2 separate regions of the Homo sapiens genome follow, and region 1 is linked to region 2. Evidence: chromatin contacts called from ENCODE POLR2A ChIA-PET data. All regions are on one chromosome and are shown on one strand. Each heading gives the region's core, a stretch centred on a gene start or an enhancer-like site at or near the end of the contact. The rest is flanking DNA. Distances are from core to core; before and after follow the strand shown. Region 1 holds the start of LINC00857 (long intergenic non-protein coding RNA 857). Region 2 holds the start of P4HA1 (prolyl 4-hydroxylase subunit alpha 1).

Evidence for each region. ChIA-PET counts read pairs that join two places held with the same protein, here RNA polymerase II (POLR2A).
Region 1: POLR2A ChIA-PET joins it to region 2 with 21 read pairs in PC-3. The contact joins the promoter of LINC00857 here to the promoter of P4HA1 in region 2. POLR2A ChIA-PET finds 5 or more read pairs at or near these places in 2 of 52 experiments (HepG2 and PC-3).

The regions. Positions count from the first base shown.
Region 1 is chr10:80,206,378-80,211,352 of GRCh38, reverse strand. It overlaps LINC00857 (long intergenic non-protein coding RNA 857), which reads right to left and starts at 3,643. Exons shown (of 2, transcript NR_038464.1): 1 at 3,122-3,643. RefSeq lists enhancers at 3,535-4,176, 3,207-4,406, 4,177-4,818.
Region 2 is chr10:73,095,529-73,100,334 of GRCh38, reverse strand. It overlaps P4HA1 (prolyl 4-hydroxylase subunit alpha 1), which reads left to right and starts at 3,469. Exons shown (of 15, transcript NM_001017962.3): 1 at 3,469-3,569. RefSeq lists enhancers at 3,019-3,088, 3,333-4,088 and a silencer at 3,119-3,448.

The DNA of each region.
Region 1 (4,975 bases), core at 2,394-4,893, 7.1 Mb before region 2:
AAACAGGTGCTGGGGAAATGTTTATTATTTAGATATCATCTCCGACCCTGCTGGCTGAATCAGAACAATATTCCTGGAAGCCCTTCCTACGCTGGAAGACTAGCGGTAATGCAACCACACACAGAAGTGACTGTAAACTACATAAAGCTGTCTCATCCCAAGCCAGATCCTAAAAATGCCTATGACCATTCCAACATGAGGGGCACGAGGAGCAATGAGATGGAGGGGAAATCAGAGTGGAAAGAGCCAGCCATCTTAACTACAGTCAAGTGCTGCACGAGGACATTTCAGTCAATGACAGACCATGTGGGACCATGATGGTCAGGCAGGGGCACATGACAGGCAGGCGGCAGGGGCAGGAAGGACTAGCAGCTCTTCCCTGGCTAGCAGCGGGGGTTCTGCCTCCACCTGCCTCCCCAGGACAGAAGCCAGATGAGCTGGACCATGATGGTCCCTTCAGATTATCATACCATATTTTTCCCGTACCTTTTCTGTGGTTAGGCATGTTTAGATAGACAAGTACTTGCCATTGTGTTACAATTGCCTAGCATATTCTGTACTGTAACACGCTGCAATGGCTTGTAGCCTAGAAGCGATAGGCTATACCAGGCAGCCTAGGCATATAGTAGGCTCTACCATCTAGTTCTGTGTAAGTACACCTGATGACATTTGCACAACAACAAAGTCACATAAGGATGCATTTCTCAGAACACATCCCTGTCATTAAGCAACGCATGACTGCATTTGCACTTAAAATCGCTTACTTTTGCAAAGTCTGTAAAAACATATTACCATGTCAAACATTGTTAAAGCCTTTCCCACCAGGACCTTGTAAAGAGCCCATGCAAGCAAGGGGCCTTGCAGTTTCCTGGTGAATCCGTCTCTATTGACAGCATTTGAAAAATGATTCTGGCAGACAGAAATCCAGCTGCTATCAGATCTCTAGCTGGAATGGCTTGTCAGACTGTGGTACCCCAGCGGGGGACAGAACCCAGGAGAAAAAGCAGGTTTAGAGAGAAAAAGTTCATTTCTTGACATGATAAATTTGAGCTTTTGAGGGATATTCTGGTAAAGGTACTAGTAGGCTGGTATTTATTGATACATCTGTAATTCTTGTACCTCCCTCCTATTAAAGAAAATTCAAACAATCCAAACGAATGCAGGGAAAGAGAAAAAAGAAACAACAAGAAAGCATATTGTACATGATATTTGAAATATTAAGCCACTGGTGTAGCCTGTTTGCTGACTAATTAGAATCTTAGAAAAGGTCCTAGAGGGTCTCCCTGTGAGAAGCATTGACCCTTTTTTGCCAGATCAGAAGAAGGTCAGGAGTGGGGGCACTGTGGGGTCTCAGGTGAGCAGCTATTTACCAAGCAGCATGGAAGAATTCCAGTTTGTAATAATTTATAGGATTTTATCAATGTGTTCTAGATGAATATCCATTTCAAGGGTATATGTATAACACAAATGATGGCAGAAATAAACCCAAATATTTCTGTTATTCTTATCAATGTGAACTGGTTAAACTCACAAATTAGAAATAGAAACTCAGATGAACTTTTTAAATCTTGTAAAAAACAATATGTCATTTCCAAGAGATAAACCTAAGTAACAATACAGAAAGAGTAAAAAAGGAGAAATAAAACATATACTAGACAAATGCTATCTCAGGATAACAATATTTATACAAAAAGTAATAAAACTGAATAAGTCATAAAAGGATAAAACAATATTAATTTGTATAAGCCTAATAATTTGCTCTCAAAATTATAAGGCTGGCCGGGTGAGGTGGTACATGGCTGTAATGCCAGCCACCTAGGAGGCTGAGGCAGGAGGATGGCTTGAGGTCAGGAGTTTGAGGCTGCAGTTATAATCACACCTGTGAATAGCTACTGTACTCCAGCCTGGGAAACATGGTGAGACACTGCCTCTTAAACAAAAATCAAAAAACCAAAAAAAATAGTATAAAGCAAAATCAGACTAAATTAGAGGGAGAAATTGACAAACTACAATAAAAGTGGGAAATGTTAAACCTACTCTTTCAGAAATCAATGGATTGAACAGGAGAGAAAAAAAAAAAAAACCCAGGAGATAAAAGATCTAAATAACCTGATTAGCAAGCTAGATGGAGAGATATAGAGAAAAAAAAACCACATAAAAAGTGAAGAGACGTTCACAAAAATTGGGACAGCCAAAAAAAGTCTGTATATGAGGCCACAAAGGAGGCATTAACAAATTCTAAAAGAACACATTTCCTCATCTCCAAGCATTAAAGTTAGAGATCAATGACAAAATGATTGATTTATTTTTATTTAAATTTTTTTTTGTAGAGGGGCTCTCACTGTGTTGCCCAGGCTGGTCTTAAACTCCTGATCTCAAGCGATCTTCCCACCTTGGCCTCCCAGAGTGCTGGGATTACATGCCTGAGCCACTGGGCCCCTCCCCAAATGATTATTATTATTTTTTAAAAAACTGAAGTTTGAAAACAAAAAAAGAATGGAAAATATACGTCTAAATAATCCATGAATTAAGCATACAATCCTAACATAAAAAACAAAATATTGGCCAGGCACAGTGGCTGACGCCTGTAATCCCGACACTTTGGGAGGCTGAGGCCGGTGGATCACTTGAGGTCAGGAGTTGGAGACCAGCCTGGCCAAAATGGTAAAACCCCATCTCTACTAAAAATTAAAAAATTAGCCGGGTGTGGTGGCGTGCACCTGTAATCCCAGCTACTCAGGAGGTTGAGGCAGGAAAATCTCTTGAACCCGGGAAGTGGAGGTTGCAGTGAGCTGAGATCTTGCCACTGCAGTCCAGCCTGGACGACAGAGCGAGACTCTGTAACAACAACAACAACAAAATCCAAATATGTATAACTAAGTGATAACAAAAGCATAGCATATTAAAACTTGTGATATTCAGCTAAAGCAGACTTTTGAGGGAAATGATAGTCATATATACTTATTAGAAAACAACAAAAGAGGCCGGGTGCGGTAACTCACACCCGTAATCCCAACACTGGCCCTAAAATTAAAATTTTTAAAAAGGAAGCTTATATACCATACTACTCAGAGCTATATAGCACGTCACCATTTTTTACAGTGCACTCACCTTCCCTTACCTTGTATGATGTTTCTATGAGCCCTGGGAAACAATGAAGCAGGGGTGATTTTATGGATTTTTATAGGTCACGTTGAAGATTTTATAGGTGAGAAAGCCGAGGCTCGGAGGATGCATGACTTGCAAGTGTCAGAATCAGAACTAGAATAGATCCCACACATTTGAACACCGAGTTTGGTGTCTTTTCCTTCACACCGCGTTCTCTGGGGGTGCCTGGGCGGTGACCCCTGCCATTGGCCTTGAGGATTAGGGCCTCAGCTCGGGTCCTCTGCAGAGCCTCCTCAGTCCCTAGCAACTTGCTGGCACCTAGCCGGGGCTAAACGCAGGTTTGTTGAAAATTATAAAAGGGTAAGCCCAGGGGTAGCTATTCACCATTCTGGGTTTGAAGAGCTCTGATGCAGAAAGGTGTATACATCCAGCAGGAATTCCACCCTACATGATTTATTATAAACGTGGTATTCTAGGAGCATTCGCTCAGCCACGGAGAAAAATGGGCCTTTCGAAGAAGCTGGCCTTCGCGGTCGCTGTGGGGCGGCAGAGCAGGCGCAGGCGTCCAGGCAGTGGGGGCTGGGTAGGCGCCAGGAGACCTTCCCGGACCAATCCCCGGGCCCAGAGAGAGCGCCTGGAGACCTTACCTCCCCAGGAAATTCACACAGATTTCTTGGGGGCTTCACACCCGCGCCCCCAGTCCCGCCATCTCCTACGCCGCAGCAGGCGCCCCCACCAGGGTAATAACCCACTCTGAGAGTCTCTGGTGGTGCCTCTGATCCTCTGCTCTTCTGTTCCAGGCAGCGTTTTCTCCGAGCGGCTCTGGAGACTTTGGCCTGAGTTTCACCCTCACTCGCCGACTCATGTCCAAAAAATGCAGTCCAGCCCCGAAAGAGAGCCGCGCCTGCTGGTGGGGGTAGGGGGTGTTGGAGCGGCCACGGAATATGACTGAGCGCCCGGGGCCCGTTGTGAGGCCGGGGCCAGGCTGTCCCAAGGCACCGTTCCTGCCCGGCACCAGCACACCTGCCCAGACAGGGAGAAGGTCGGAGCCTCCCCTCCAGTCCTTCCGGATTTTATTGTTCAGAGCGACTTTAAAACGCAAATCGGGCCGGGCGCGGTGGCTCACGCCTGTAATCCCAGCACTTTGGGAGGCCGAGGCGGGCGGATCATTTGAGCCTAGGAGTTCGAGAACAGCTTGGCCAACATAGTGAAACCCCGTCTCTACTAAAAATGAAAATTAGCCGGGCGTGGTGGTGGGCATCTGTAGATCCAGCAACTCAGGAGGCCGAGGCAGGAGAATCGCTTGAACCCGGGAGGCGGAAGTTGCAGTGAGCCGAGATCGCGCCACTGCACTCCAGCCTGGGCGACAGATCGAGACTCCGTCTCAGAAAAAAAAAAAAAAAAAGGAAAATCGAACCAGCAGCTTGTTTGTAACAGCCAAACATAGGCAACAACCTAAATGTCCTTCAGTAAGGAGCTAGGTAATGAAGAATGGTGAAGCGCACGATGGCGCGCAGTGTGCAGTGGATGGGAAGAACCAGGTCTGTTCAGGAGCACTTGTATGGAAAGACCCTCCAAGATATAGTGAGTAAAAAAACATGTTGCAGAAAAGTACTGCAATATCGTTTTGTAAACAATACGTTTATGTAAACACACACACACAGTGTTAAAGAGAGATATTTGGAAGGACACACCTAAGAGTGGGCTGGGGGAGTGGAGGGAAGAGTGAATCTCAATTTTTACTCATTTTTTGAATTTTTTATTTTTAGTTTTTTAGAGACTGGGTCTCACTATGTTGCCCAGGCTAGTCTGGAAGCCCTGTCTTCAAGCCATCCTCCTGTCTTGGCCTTCCAAAGTGCTGAGATTA
Region 2 (4,806 bases), core at 2,220-4,719:
GCTTGTTGTCCAGTTTTGAAAAATCTCCAATAAGCTATTTATTTATTTAGACACAGGATCTCTTTCTGTTGCCCAGGCTGGAGTGCAGTAGTGAGACCACAGCTTGCTGCATCCTATATCCTGATCCTCTAGCCTCAGCCTCCTGAATAGCTGGGACTACAGACACATATCACCACACCCAGCTAATTAAAAAAACTTTTTTTGTAGAGGTAAGGTCTCACCATCTTGCCCTGGCTGGTCTCAAACTTCTGGCCTTAATAGATCCTCCCACCTGGGCCTCCCAAAGTTCTGCAATTACCTGGGAGAGCCACCACATCCGGCTTCCAAAAGATTATTTAATATATGACTTAAAAAGAGTTCAGGACCCATCAGATTTCTTTAAACTAATGACACTCTTTAGTTTGTTGTGGATGTCCTCATCAAGTTCTGAGAAAAAAATATAAATTTCTTTTTTGGGCAGGGCCCCACAGCTCATGACTGTTATTGCAGCACTTTGGGAGGCCTAGGTGGGAGGATTGCTTGAACCCAGGAGTTCAAGACCAGCCTGGACACATGGTGAGACCTGTCTCTGCAAACAAAACAAAATCCTACAGAAAACCCGGACATGGTCGTGCAGGCCTGTAGTCCCAGCTACTTGGGAGGTGGGAGGATCGCTGGAGCGCAGTAGTTGGAGGTTACGGTGAGCTATGATCATGCAACTCCACTCCAGCCTGGGTGACAGAGTGAAACCCTGTCTCTAAGAAAAAAACAACACTTTTTTGGCTAGGTATTGATGAATGCTAAATCTTTACAATTTTACACATCCAATAATTGGAATAATTTCCCACAGATTAGCTTCAGGTTCCCAAAATTTCAACCCTGCTTCTCTTCTACTATTCACATAGTTTTTGATGCTAGAACATTGGACACATTAAAATAACTTCAAGAGTTCTGGCCCTGCACCTTTGTTTTGCAATGCTGGGTGGATCAGCACAACGGGCAATTGGAGTATTCTTGGAAGCCACTGGGACAGCTGGCAATATCTTAACTACACATGGAAGTGACTGTGGGTTATAAAAATATATCCCAGTAAATTCAAACCAAATGTATTCCTAACTCAACTTCCCTTTAGCTAAATTTCAAAAATGTTTGCTTGCCACTCCAACACTAGACAAAGGGAAACATGGTGGAGGGAAGTCACTAAGGACTAAAGATTGCAGTTTAAAATACATTACTTTTATAAATTTTACAGAAGCATAGGACAGTGTGAACATATTACTAGGGACCCTTCCAGGGACTTGGAAAGGGCTAGTGTAAATGAGGGCACCTGAAGCTGAAGCCTCCTTAGCTTCACAGTAAATCTGCTTCAGAGTCTACGGCCATTTTAATTACTGAGTAAACTGTCAACTTTCAGAGTCAGCTCTATGTAGGGCTAGTGAATATGTTGATTACAGCTCCATTTGAGGAAGTTTTTTTTTTTTTTTTTGAGATGGAGTCTGACTCTGTCCCCAGGCTGGAGTGCAATGGTGTGATCTCAGCTCACTGCAACCTCTGCCTCCTGGGTCCAAATGATTCTCATGCCTCCGCCTCCTGAGTAGCTGGGATTACAGGTGTTTGCCACCATGCCCAGCTAATTTTTGCATTTTTAGTAGAGACAGGGTTTCACCATGTTGGCCAGGATGGTCTTGATCTCCTGACCTTGTGATCCGTCTGCCTTGGCCTCGCAAAGTGCAGGGATTACAGGTGTGAGCCACCGCACGCCCTGCCTCTTTGGTCTTATAATTACTTTATACTCCTAAAAAGTATTGAGGACTCCAAAAAGCTTTTATGTGGATCATATTTATCAACATTTACTATATTAGGAATTAAAACAAACATATAAAATATTTATTCATTTAAAACAACAATAATAAACCTGTTACATGTTAACATAACATAAATAACTTTTTTTTTGAGAGAGGGTCTGGCCATGTTGCCCAGGCTGATTTCGAACTCCTGGGCTCAGGTGATCTTCCCGCCTCGGCCTCCCAAAGTGCTGGGATTACAGGTGTGAGCCACTTCATTTGGCCTAATAACATATTTTTAATGAAAAATAACTATTTTCCAAAGCAAAATAATTTAGTGAGAAGAGTGGCATTATTTTACATTTCTGCAAATCTCTTCAGTGTCTGGGCTAATAGAAGATTCTCATATCTGTGTCTGCGTTCCATCTGTATCACAGGCATGTAGTCTCTGGAAGACCTCACTGTATTGTTATTAGAGTGAAAAAGGCAGTAAGTCTTAGTATGAAAATAAAGTCTTAGTATGAAAATAATTTTGACCTTATGGATTCCCTGACTACGCTTTCAGAACCATTGATTTAGACATCATTATATCTACTTTTTAGTTGCCTAGTGCTCCCAGAGTACCCTCTCTCTCTTTCTGTAGCTATATAATCACTCACCTCCTGCGTAAGTCAAATGTTAATTATTGCTATACTTTTTAGCATACATGGAAAACTTTAGAAACCACAATTCTTAATGAATAACAAGTCTTAGCAACTCATTTTTCTCTTTAACTGACAAGGAAAAAATTATCTTCTTCATTGTATTCTCCCTCATAGTACAGGGAGATATAAAGAAACCCTTGGTTTGGGGTTACTTTATAACTAAGGCAAATGTTAGACTAAGATCAAACGCAACATTGGGTGCCTTATATAAATTAATGTTACTGGAGAATCTAATATTTACTAAGTCATTTCTGTGTGTGAGGCATGTGTTAAGTGCTTTACATACATTATCTCATTTTATTCTCACAAGAATCTTACAAGATGGGTAGTACCGTCATTTCTATTTTACAGATGAGTAAACGGATACGGAGAGGTTGTTAATGCCTAGTGTTACACACAGGATTGAGGCAGGATTTGAATTGAGATAACCTGACCCTGGAGCTCTTAGTCTATTATCTACTGATAAGGTATAAAGGTAGGAGATAGAGCACGATTAGTATAAAATGAGTGCTGAGATGTGAGAGGAACAAGACAGCTGAGATACCAAGACTGAATCTCTATTATTTTCCACCCTAGAAAAATTCTGCTTTATTTTCTACACTCCCACGTTCCTCTTCTCATTTTTAAGATACTTTATTGCCGGCGGCCTCGTCGCTTAGGCCTGACGCGGACCCTGAAATCAAGGAGGCAAACTGAACAGGAGCGGGGGAAACCCCGTGGTAACCACGGTAACGGTGGCGGGGCGAGAACCCTGCGCAGGCGCGTTACATCCCACTCCCGCTTACCCACACCACGGCGGCCGGTCCCAGCCACTCCTCTCGGCCTCAGACTCCACGGGCCGGCCACGGGTGGGGGCAGCAGGGAGGCACGGGCTTGGCGCCTGCGCAGTCGCCGGGGCGCTGGTGTGATCGAGCTCACGTAGCGAGGGCTGCAGTCGCCTCCTCCCTGGCGCTGCCATCGCGGCCTAGAGGTTATAAAAGGGCTAACGGGCTCCCTCTGCTGCCCAGTCGCGCCGCCAGCGGGCTGAGGGTAGGAAGTAGCCGCTCCGAGTGGAGGCGACTGGGGGCTGAAGAGCGCGCCGCCCTCTCGTCCCACTTTCCAGGTGAGACGCTCCCTCGATCCCGGAGACTGAGGCCACTGGGCAGCCGTGGACCTTCTCGGACGGCTGCGGCGATCCATTCCTTCCCGCTGTGGTGGTACTTCTGGGGCGGGGGTTCCCCAGGTTACCACAGCAGCCTCGGTTCCTTCCCCTCGGGAGACTCGGCCCCTCTCCCTGCGCCACGCGACTCCCGGCGCCCGCGCTCCTTCGTGCCCCCCTTCCCACCTCTGTCCCTAGTGCGCCTCGGACCGCTGGGGCTGCTGCAGCCTCAGTCCCCGCCCTAGGGACCAGGACTTTCTTGAATTTTCCTTCCCGGGGAGGAATCACTCTGTTGCTTTTTTTTTTTTCCAAGTTCCCCTGCACCTGGTCCTCCCTAACGAGGCTAAGGGGAACGCAAGCGCGGGGCGTGGGCTTTTGGCCGCCACAGCCGCAGATGGTTCGCATGTGGCGGTGGAGAGCGGATTTTAAGGCTTGGAGCTGGATCCGCAGCGCGCCAGGCATTTTTGCCCTATCGAAAGTCGCCGGGAGCTGGGGGGACCTCCCCAGAAAGTTCCGGCTGAACTCATCTGTTGCGCGCAGCGGTGCAGCATTAGCTGCCAGACGTAGCCCGGGGCGCCGAGCTTTCTGCTCGTAGCGCCGAGGAAGTAGGCTCTCAGGTCACCTCGTCGTCAGGGAAGCTTCCTTCCCTCTTCTTCCCCATAACTTTTTTTAAAAAGAGACAAGAGCTCTTCTCTCAATCTCTGTCTCTCTGTCTCTCTCTGCCGAGAATTTGCAGCTTTTAAAAGTCCACATCAGTCCAACAAATTCCATGGTTGTGTGAGGATTTTGAGTTGGATTACATGGCTGGCCCCCGGATGTATGTTTCAATGGGGAGGAAGGATGGTATGATAACTGTGAGACTCTTTCTCCTAAATAATCGACTCTGTTACATACAAATTCAATGTTTAGACACTAACATCTTACGCGTTCCGGATAGAGTGAAGACTCTTGGAATTTTGCACTGTTTTCTTTAAGAAAGGGTTGAAGAAGCAGCTAGATCCTCTTTTAGGAATTGATCTAAAAGGCCAAAGAGACTTGCCAATTTCCACTTAACTGTTTCTGGTTTCTCCGAGAGCAGTGGTTCTCGGACTTTCGCTTGGAATGCACTCGGAGGGGATGAAATAGCCACTACGTGAAGGGGGGAGGGGCAAAGACGTGGCAGCAGCGTTCTTTCATCAATTTTTTACTCTTTTTTTTTTTT